Regions from separate parts of the Homo sapiens genome. Here region 2 is linked to region 1. A link is a loop called in an ENCODE intact Hi-C map of the cell type or tissue named here. Cell type or tissue: chondrocyte. All regions are shown on one strand. Links, peaks and the distances in the headings refer to the core of each region. The heading gives the core; the rest is flanking DNA. Region 1 overlaps TCF7 (transcription factor 7). Region 2 overlaps LOC105379178 (a long non-coding RNA gene).

The links. Hi-C counts contacts between places; a loop is a spot of excess contacts. Peaks named below come from ENCODE experiments on the same cell type or tissue, not always from the same donor. Only the 100,000 strongest peaks of a DNase experiment are listed, where the experiment ranks them.
Region 2: a loop joins it to region 1, with 3 times the contacts of the local background. A loop is called at or near these places in 4 of 110 quality-filtered maps.

The regions. Positions count from the first base shown.
Region 1 is chr5:134,142,809-134,148,174 of GRCh38, forward strand. It overlaps TCF7 (transcription factor 7), which reads left to right. Exons shown (of 10, transcript NM_003202.5): 7 at 1-75; 8 at 185-292; 9 at 784-832; 10 at 3,416-5,366. The coding sequence ends at 3,495. Among named protein-coding and RNA genes, the nearest start is that of TCF7, 31 kb to the left of the region's middle. RefSeq lists enhancers at 2,928-3,007, 3,118-3,167. In chondrocyte, for the core only: CTCF peaks have their summits at 3,198 (motif pointing left) and 3,397; no DNase peak of the experiment used is centred there.
Region 2 is chr5:133,108,699-133,114,064 of GRCh38, forward strand. It overlaps LOC105379178 (a long non-coding RNA gene), which reads right to left. Exons shown (of 3, transcript XR_948792.2): 3 at 2,370-2,817. Among named protein-coding and RNA genes, the nearest start is that of HSPA4, 59 kb to the left of the region's middle. In chondrocyte, for the core only: CTCF peaks have their summits at 2,469, 2,701 (motif pointing right) and 2,915; no DNase peak of the experiment used is centred there.

The sequences.
Region 1 (5,366 bases), core at 291-5,290:
GAGATGAGAGCCAAGGTCATTGCAGAGTGCACACTTAAGGAGAGCGCTGCCATCAACCAGATCCTGGGCCGCAGGGTGAGACCATGGGCAGGTGGGCTGGCAGGGATGCTCCCCGACCATCTTCAGCCTGGTGCAGCCTGCTGACTCCCTGATGCACCCCACCTGCCCCTCTTCCCTGTTGCAGTGGCACGCGCTGTCGCGAGAAGAGCAGGCCAAGTACTATGAGCTGGCCCGCAAGGAGAGGCAGCTGCACATGCAGCTATACCCAGGCTGGTCAGCGCGGGACAACTACGTGAGTGCCTAGTGACACACAGCAGGGGTGGGCAGGGGACCCTTTGAGATACCATGCCCCAGGCCACAATCTCAGTAAGGAACGCAGAACTACTGTCCTGAAGGCACCGATGAGGAAGGGCACGGAGGGTCCAAGGCCTCCCATGGCTGCCTCAGAAGAGGACAAGCCCACATCCTATTCTCCACTCCAGAATATGCTCACACATGAGCTGTTACCCAACATTTGATTGGGCCACATGGGCAGAAGGGGAGAAAGGGGTCTGGAAGTCACCTCCTTCCATTCAAACTGGAGACCAGATTGGGGTGAGGGAAGAGCTTCTAAATGCACTCCATAGCAGCCTAGCAAGACCAGCAATCAAGAAACACCAGCACCCCAAGGTAGGAGGGGCCTGTACGCCCAGAATCCCAGGGTTACCCAAGCTAGGCAGCAGGCTGTGGGTATCCCAATGTCTGCCTCCCAGATCTGAGCATCCCTCCTTTTGTTCCCTGCAGGGGAAGAAGAAGAGGCGGTCGAGGGAAAAGCACCAAGAATCCACCACAGGTGAGACCTTCTCTCAGCAGCAGTGGAGGCTCCTCTCCATGTCCCCATTTCAAGAGCAGCCCTCCTCTGACCCAAAGGGAGGAACGCGGTACCCAGCTAGGAGCCTTCAGGGCCTGGGGCCTATGAAAACAAGGCCTGCATCTCACAAGTCAAATTCCCATGCAAGAAACAGCTATATTATACTAAGTCCCAGGGAAACCCAGCAGAACTGGCTTCTGCTGGGTAGAATTGGAGTAGATGGTGCGTTCCTCTGCCTTGCACCCACTACCTTTGCTAGCTCCACTCACCAGAGAAACCAGCAAAGAACTGACTGTATGGTTTGATGCTTAGCCCAAACAATGTCCTGGCTAGTTCTGCTGAGACTGGGAGAGGCTGAGCTAGGCCCCATGACTAGGCCCAGTAGACACACAGCCTACTGGCTGGAGCCTGGCAATTTATCACCCCCACTTCAACATTTTTCATGGCAGTGCAAAGTGCTCTATGTAGAGAAGCCCACACCCTGCTGCAGGCCTCCTTCCTAAGGGTGAATTCCTGCCTCTCTGGTAACTGAGACTCCACATCCCTGACCACCTCAGCCGTGCTGTCCCCACACAGGGAAGCTGGAGGCTAGGACTGGGACAGAGCAGGGCAGAGTTCCTAGCCCTTTTTCCAAGGCAAAGAATAGGCCCTTCCTTCCATCTGCAAGTGTGTAGAACAGCATAAGGTATAGCCTTCAGCCTTATCCCTTGAAGGAATGTAGGTCAAGAATGAAGAAAAACTGGATAAAATGGGTAGGGAGTTGGGGAGGAGGTGGGTGGCCCTAGGGCATAAAAGGCTGGATCTCCATGGTCTTCCTTGGGCCCCTCTGCAGCCTCCATGCTGCAAGGGCCCCACAAGCCACAGAGATGAGCCAGATTGACAGGACTCCCTCCCTCCCATTCTTCCCACTGCCTCTACTGCGTACCTGGGTGCCCACCTTTCCTGATATCTTGGCTCTGGGCTCTTGGGCTCCCACTGGGGCTGGCTGTGCCATGGAGAGGCCCACTCTGCCTATGGGGGCTGTAGGGTGTCTATAACTGGCTAACACTGATGTTACCTCTTCTTTCTGGGCCCTGCTCTGCCCCGCTGCCTGCTCGCCCTCTGCCCTGCTCTACCCCTCTGGCATGGCTGTGAGCAGACCCTGGCTCGCCTAAGAAATGCCGTGCTCGCTTTGGCCTCAACCAGCAGACGGATTGGTGTGGTCCGTGCAGGTGGGTTTGTCCCCACCATCGTTCTCCCTTTGCTTTAAGCTGCTTCCCTGACTCTGCACATGTTCCACTGGGCCTGCAGCCCACTCCTTTGGCCCCTCAGCCCACTAGCATACTCAGCAGATTGGGAGCCCAGGCCTCCTGAGAATAGTAGTAAATACTGAACACAGCGCGTGGAGAAGACCACTTGGGTCTAAGTGCAGGAGGATTGGAGAGAAAGACACAGAATGTTCCAGAAAGGAAGGACAGACTCAAGAAGGCAGCTCTGATGCCAGTGGGCCTAGCAGGTCCTCAGCAAACAGACAGCTCAGCCACCACTAAGGGGGCCTGGAGCCCATTCTACCAGGCCTCAAAGTCATTATGGCCCATGGGCTCCCTCACTTCCTCTTCAAGATGGGATCCCTGCCTGTACCATCCTGAGCCCTTAATCTGAAAAAGCAAGGTGACAACAACACAGAACCATCTGGTTGCCAGGTAGCCTTATGACTTGCTATCTTGTACCTACTGATACCAAAGGGCTGGAGAGGCTGGGGGAGAGGACCCAGGGGGTACCCTGGGCTGTCTGAGGGAAAGGGCTCATGTGTTTCACCATACAACAGAGAAATACTTGTGGGTGTGACAAGGTTTACCCAACAAGTGGTTAAAGTTTCCTCAGTCAGTTTCAGGCCAGGCCTGGCAGGGCTAAGATAGAGGGTACTCCAGGCAGTAAGGCCACTGGCTCTAAGGAACACTTGTCCAGCCTCTCAGTGTACCCACCACACTCCCTGTCCAAGGGCAAGGAGGAGTTTGGGGTGTGTCTGTGTATCCACATACATATGCACGGTGGGAAACAACCCTGTCTTCAGGGGAAGTTCTATTCCATTCATTCCATCAGAGACAAACTGGCCCAGAGAACTCAAGGATGGTAATGGACAAGAGTCACTGTCCATGTCTTCTTCCTCTAGCCCAGCTTGAGGACTGGGATGGCTGGGCAAGGAAGCCATAGGCATTGCGGCCCCTTGCCTTGGTGCAGATGTGAGTCCCACAAACACATCTGGAGAAGCTCAAAGGCCGGGACTGGGAGATGACTCCCTTGGAAGACAGGAGAGATGACTCCCTTGGAAGACAGATGACAGCCCATAGGCCTAGTGACAAAAGGCCCCTTTGCCACCTTGTGGCTGTTCTGGGAACTGCACCTGTCCTAGGTCTGGGCCAGACCAAGCAGAATGGCAGTCTGAGGACACTGACTTACCACCCAAGTCCCAGGAAGAGAGGACAAGGAATCAGCCAGGCCTGTGCAAAGGCAGCATTTTTTGGTTGTGGTGTATGACTATGAATTCACCCTCTGTTTACAGATAACTCTCTTCACTATTCCTAGGAGGAAAAAGAAATGCATTCGGTACTTACCCGGAGAAGGCCGCTGCCCCAGCCCCGTTCCTTCCGATGACAGTGCTCTAGGCTGCCCCGGGTCCCCAGCTCCCCAGGACTCACCCTCATACCATCTGCTGCCCCGCTTCCCCACAGAACTGCTTACTAGCCCTGCGGAGCCGGCACCTACATCCCCAGGTCTCTCCACTGCTCTCAGCCTCCCAACCCCAGGGCCCCCACAGGCCCCCCGCAGCACCCTGCAGAGCACACAGGTACAGCAACAGGAATCTCAGAGACAGGTGGCCTAGCAGGCACAGGACACCTGGCCGCCTCCAGGAGCCTACCCCCTGAAAGTGACAGAGACCCAGATCTCATGGAAACTGGCCAGGGGTCCTGTTAACGTCATCTCAGGGTCCAGACCCTGAAGATTTCAGAGGCTGCAGGACTTCTGCCTGAACCTGGGGTCATCGATTCAAACTGCTCCAAGTGGTGGGAATCAGATCTGTCTTGATGTGTCATCTAATTAAGGGAATCCCTTGTACCTATGGCTGCCTGCATCTATTCTTTGTACCATCTGTCTTGCCAGCCAGAAGCCTCTGCCTCCCTAGCTTTTCTGCTATAGGTCAGAGATGGGCTGAACTGAGCCTAGCTACCTTCTCTACCCATCTCCCCCATCCCCCACTGCCACACCCTCCCCATTCAGACACTTCATGGACCAAGAATGAGCTGGTTTGTCAAACAACATGTGAGCATGGTCACAAGCACAAAGCTCAAGATGACAGCTCTTCTAAGGAAATGGAGAAGCTCTGTTTATAAAAACAAAAACAAAACCAGCTGCTACTCATAAGTTGGACCAGAGGAAGCCCCTTACTATGATCTCAGGAGCTTGCAAGAAGCAGGAAGGGGAATGGAATAGGTTAAGTTTAGGCCTATCAACCTAAGCAACAGAAATAATCTGACACTACCTTATCAGGCAAATTGGGGAGGGGAGGGTGTATCTAGCTCTAGTTCAAATTATTTGGAAGTGTTCCCTGAGAAACCCACCAGCCTAAGAAGCTCTGGCCCCAGGCTTGTCACTAGCAGCTGCAGTCAACAGTTCAAAGAAGTCATGGCCCAAATCCAGTGTGCACCCCTCCCCATTCACAGAGCCTTTTTCACAATTCCATTTCCAGTTCATCTATGGCAGTCCAGCCAGCTCCTGGGCAGCTTGAGAGGGCAAACCCAAAACCTCATGACAGCCAGAGCCTGTCTTTCAGCATTCAGTCCGCCTGGCCGGCTCCAGTTTCCCCATGGGGCTGCGGGACAGAGGACCATTACAACTAGATCAAGGAGCCCAGAAAACCTCCAGTAGTGGACAACAGGTTTTCACCATAGCCTACGTTAACCCATTTTTGAGCCAAGCTTCAACCCTCAGCCTTGAAAAACAAGTCTTTAATTTAATTTTTGTTTTTTGCCTAAATCCAAAGAAAAAGGGCTGCCGGGCCAGGCGCGGTGGCTCACGCCTGTAATCCCAGCACTTTGGCAGGCCGAGGCAGGTGGATCACCTGACGTCAGTAGTTTGAGACCAGCCTGGCCAACATGGTGAAACCCTGTATCTACTAAAAATACAAAAATTAGCCGGACGTGGTGGTGCGCGCATGTAATCCCAGCTACTCGGGAGGCTGAGGCGGAAGAATCACTTGAACCCGGGAGGCGGAGGTTCCAGTGAGCCGAGATGGCGCTATTGCACTCCAGTCTGGGTAACAGGGAGACTGCATCTCAAAAAAAAAAAAAAAAAAAAAAAAGGGCTGTCCATGTATTCACACACCCCTCAAAAAAAGCCTTTAGTTCCTACTTTAGCCACTGGTTTCTCAGAATCCAAAGATCACATATTCTAGTGTAACACTGCAAGAAGTCTTGAGAAAAAGATTATTGTAGTGTTCAAAATATTTTTGTATTGTTAATGCATCATCATAGAAAAA
Region 2 (5,366 bases), core at 168-5,167, 1.0 Mb before region 1:
GATGTGAGATGTGGCAGTGGCCAGCAGGGTTAGATGCTTCAGTAGGGTGGGAGCTGGGTGGGGTGAAGGGGCTTGAGGTGAGGCTGCAGGTGCTGAGTACTTGGTCAAGAAGCTTGGCCTCAGCCGCCCCGTCCGGGAGGGAGGTGGGGGGGTCGGCCCCCCGCCCGGCCAGCCGCCCCGTCCGGGAGGGAGGTGGGGGGGGTCAGCCCCCCCGCCCAGCCAGCTGCCCTGTCCGGGAGGTGAGGGGCGCCTCTGCCCGGCCGCCCCTACTGGGAAGTGAGGAGCCCCTCTGCCCGGCCAGCCGCCCCGTCCGGGAGGGAGGTGGGGGGGTCAGCCCCCCCGCCCAGCCAGCCGCCCTGTCCGGGAGGTGAGGGGCGCCTCTGCCCGGCCGCCCCTACTGGGAAGTGAGGAGCCCCTCTGCCCGGCCAGCCGCCCCGTCCGGGAGGGAGGTGGGGGGGTCAGCCCCCCCGCCCAGCCAGCCGCCCTGTCCGGGAGGTGAGGGGCGCCTCTGCCCGGCCGCCCCTACTGGGAAGTGAGGAGCCCCTCTGCCCGGCCACCACCCCGTCTGGGAGGTGTGCCCAACAGCTCATTGAGAACGGGCCAGGATGACAATGGCGGCTTTGTGGAATAGAAAGGCGGGAAAGGTGGGGAAAAGATTGAGAAATCGGATGGTTGCCGTGTCTGTGTAGAAAGAAGCAGACATGGGAGACTTTTCATTTTGTTCTGCACTAAGAAAAATTCCTCTGCCTTGGGATCCTGTTGATCTGTGACCTTACCCCCAACCCTGTGCTCTCTGAAACATGTGCTGTGTCCACTCAGGGTTAAATGGATTAAGGGCGGTGCAAGATGTGCTTTGTTAAACAGATGCTTGAAGGCAGCATGCTCGTTAAGAGTCATCACCAATCCCTAATCTCAAGTAATCAGGGACACAAACACTGCGGAAGGCCGCAGGGTCCTCTGCCTAGGAAAACCAGAGACCTTTGTTCACTTGTTTATCTGCTGACCTTCCCTCCACTATTGTCCCATGACCCTGCCAAATCCCCCTCTGTGAGAAACACCCAAGAATTATCAATAAAAAAATAAATTAAAAAAAAAAAAATAAAAAAAAAAAATAAAAAAAAAAAAGCAAAAAAAAAAAAAAAAAAAGAAGCTTGGCCTCTGAAATGAGGCATCAGTCTGCGAGAAAGGAGGTTGGGCAGTGTCCTGTGTGTAAATGGGGATGGTTCCCACCACTTACTTGAGACCATTGGGAATCTTGGAGTTGCCAGTACATTCCTTGGATGTACTTGGCTTTGGCTGGGGCAGCCCTGGGCCATGACCCTCTAACCTGGAATGCCACTGTTTTTGTGAACTGCTATTTTGAGCAGATATTGCAAGAAGTGTAGAAACTAAAGAGGTGACTTCTTAAGCATCAGTCTAGGAGGCAAATAGGGAAAATGGCCAAGTTGAGGTACAAGCAACACATCTGGAAAGATAAAGGAGGGTGTAAATTTCTGGAGGATCAGGGAAGGAAAGACCTCAGAGTATTTAAAAAAATACAGAATGCTTTCCAGATTTGCTCAATATCCATGGGCAAGTGCCAGGCTAATCCTGACCTTATTCCTCCAGTTTCAGCACACGTCATTAGGACAGGGTGAGTAGAGACTCTTTACTCTCCCTTCGTAAGTGGCATTCGCCAGCTTCAAACACAACACAGAAAAGACTACAGAAAGCTGTGTTTTTATCGGGCCTGTTCACTAGTGTGTCTGGGTTTACATCCTTCAAGGGCGAGATGGACTATTAGATTTGGAGTCCTGGATCAGTTGAGGGAGAGAAAGCACTGCAAGTACTTTATCACAAGTAAGCAGACCTTTACTCACCACATACTGGAGGTCTCCCATTTTTTTTTCTACATGAACTTTAAAATGTATTTTAAAATATCTATTATTTAAATTAGACTCAGCTAATGCTTGCAGAAGAGAAAGCTGGAAACAGATGGTCTTGGAAGACCAGTCAGTGGCCCAGCTTCCAGGATGTAAATCCCAGCAAAGGATTTCTAAGGATGAGCTGGGTCAGTATATATTCCACAAAAGGATGGTTCCAGTTATAGGGTACCTTTCAGGAGTGCCAGTGGGGAGCTTTGTAGGACCCGTGTAAGGCTGCCATGAGGAGCCGGTGAGCTGTCTGGGTTAGGAAAGTTGAAAGGGCCCATGCAGTGGTAAAGGAGGCCGCAGCATGAGTGAAGGTCTTTCCTCTGTGACTGGTCCTGTCCTTGTCTTCTACATCCCACAACTGAAGGAGGGACTCTGCCTGGGTTACAGCTGCCTCCGTGCAGCCCGGCAAGAAGCAGGGAATGGAGAAGGCGCTCAGTGAATACTTGAAGGCAGAAATGCAGTATTTTACTGTTTTCTATTATTTTCAATGAGGGGAAAAACGGTAAAACTCTTTTTGAAGTCATCAGACCTTCCATTTTTGGGGATGAGGAAAGAGTCTCACAGAACGGGTGGATGGCAGAGCCAAGAATTTTAATGCCAGCTGTTTTGAAGAGTGCTACTTTTCTGGAAAGTTGTATGGCTAGACTATGGGGCTTTTGCCTTCCAAGAAGTCGCCCTGAGTGTAGCATTAGTTGGAGTAACACTCCCTAAGAATCTGACGTTCCCCTCCGGCCAATTCTGATTTGGTCTTGTGTGAAATCGCAGTGCTTGTGTTGCCACATGGGGGCGCCATCGCTCTTCCTTTGCCGTGGTGGTTGGTTCCGTGCGTAGATCAGACTTCACTCCTTGAGGAGTCCCAGAAGTTTGGAGAACACAGACGGCCACCTCCTCTCCTTCTGGGTAGCTAAAAGCAAAATAAGTATGGTTTAACAGAGTCCTCAAGCTAGCAAGCAGGGGCTCAAGCAAGAAAGTAGGCCTTTTGCTACTAATCTCTTAGGTCCTTACCACCCAAAGTATGACATCACTGTTAAAAAGAAGAATCTTGGACTGCTCCCAGACCTCAGGTAGATCCCAGCCCAGTGCTTCTCAGTATACCTGGGGATCTTGCTAAAATGCAGATTCTGATTCAGCAGGTCAGAGTGGGGCTGAAGAGTCCATTTTTTTTCTTTTCTTTCTTTCTTTTTTTTTTTTGATGGAGTCTCACTCTGTCACCCAGGCTGGAGTGCAGTGGCGCGAGCTCAGCTCACTGCAACCTCTGCTGCCCGGGTTCAAGCGATTCTCCTGCCTCAGGCTACCAAGTAGCTGGGATTACAGGTGCCTGCCACCACGCCCGGCTAATTTTTGTAGTTTTAGTAGGGATGGGGTTTCACCATCTTGGCCAGGCTGGTCTTGAATTCCTGACCTCGTGATACACCTGCCTTGGCCTCCCAAAGGGCTGGGATTACAGGTGTGAGCCACCATGCCCGGCGAAGAGTCCATTTCTATCAAGTTCCCAGGAGATGCCTATCATGGACTGTGCTTTGACTGAGAAAGACAACCTATAGGAGCCTCAGTTCCTTCGCCTGTAAAACGGGGGTAACACCAGGCCTGTCCGGCATGTGAGATGATGCATGCGGAAGGCACTGAAGACAGGAAGAACAAAGGTATTGCTCACAACAGGTGTGCAACTTGCCCTTTAAAGTGCAGAGTAGCTGACCCAGACATAAGTAGTCCGAGTTACCATAGCCTCCTGGCCTTTCTTGTCCTTACCCCACCAGGAGCCCAGGCTCCAGAGGAACAAGGTAGAAAGTCAACCTAAGAACCAAAGATGTACCGCCCTCCCGTGTGACATGGTCATAGTCCCCGGATGGGGAGGGAGTGCTGCTTCCTGCCCCTGGGGTGACACGTGAATCCATCCCACCTGGATGGAGGAACGGAGGTCCCTCTTTCCTTTTGACTTGAGCCAGTCCAATGGACTCAGCCTCGTGTGATCCTATTAGTAGCTTCAGCAAGGAGCAGGAACAACACACTGACCCCTGTTCAAGGTGGAGTTCTGTAGCTGTGGGTAGAGACTCCTAGAAAGCAGCGATTTGCCTCTGAATCCTGGACATCTGCTGTAGAAAAGTGAGGAAGAGCTTCAGAATGCCTGGGCTCCGTGTGAGGCTCCTGAGGCCCAGTTTTATTTCCTTGCCTAACTTGTGGTGGAGAGGCCAAATATGCATGGCATAAAAGAGACAAGAAGGCCGGGTGTGGTGGCTCATGCTATAATCCCAGCACTTTGGGAGGCTGAGGCAGGTGGATTGCCTGAGGTCAGGGGTTTGAGACCAGCCTGGCCAACATGGTGAAACTCCGTCTCTACTAAAAATACAAAAATTACCCTGGTGTGGTGGCGGGTGCCTGTAATCCCAGCTACTTGGGAGGCTGAGGCATGAGAATTGCTTGAACCTGGGAGGCAGAGGTTGCAGTGAGCCATGATTGCACCACTGTACTCCAACCTGGGCGACAAAGCGAGACTCTGTCTCAAAAAAAAAAAAAAAGACAAGATTTCTTGGTGTATGAGGGTTCCCCCCTTCCTTCAAAGAGGATTGCCCCTTGGCATTCATCACTGTCTACAAGTTCGGTCTTGGTCATCTTATTTTGCAGATTTCTATAATGCCCAATCTGGAAAATGGGCAGAAGAGACAACACAGGAGAGGTGGAGGAGAAAGGGTGGGAGGAATCTCCTTGTGGACCAGCTCCCAGGCTCTCCTTTGAGGTAAAGCAGTGGCTCGAGTGTGCATCTGAATCCCCTGGGGGCCTGGTTACACAGATGACTGGGCCCGCCCTCCAAGTTTCAGATTCCATAGGTCTTCAGTGGGGTCCTGGAGTTTCATTTCTAACAAGCTCCCAGGTGAGCCTGCTGCTTTTGTTCTGTGGATAGAGAGTCCGGGTGACGGGTAAAGGAGAAATAACTGGGGCTGCTGATTCACATCACAAACAGCTGCGGGTGATGGAGGTTGTGGGCGGGAGGTGGAAAGAGCGAGGCTGAGTACAATGGTGAGGAGTAGGAGGAGAGGGAGAGGCACAAGCGTTTCTGAAGAAATGCCAAAGAAAGTTTGGTATCTCTCTGGAACTGTTTCTGAACACAGGACATTGTGTCTTGTGGGCTATGTGACTTGGCCCTAGCTTGGTTGTGGCCAGTGCTAGTGTGTGGAGCAGCTCTTCTCCGGGCGGCTGGCTTATCTCCATGATGCTCCTGGCTCCCTGGCCTCGCTGAGTAGTTGGCACGTCTGTGACTTCTTTATCCACGTGTGTCTTTTTCCTGGCCAGGTGGAAAGCTTCCCCAGGGTGGAGGAGATGTTTGCCAGGTTAAGGTCCCTTCTCTAATGGTACCCACAAGCCAAGCTGCACCCCTGTCTGCCCCTCTCCACCCCTGTCCTCAAAGTGGAGAATGGCTCTGTGGCTTGGAGGGGCCTTCACAGCCCAAGGGAAAGG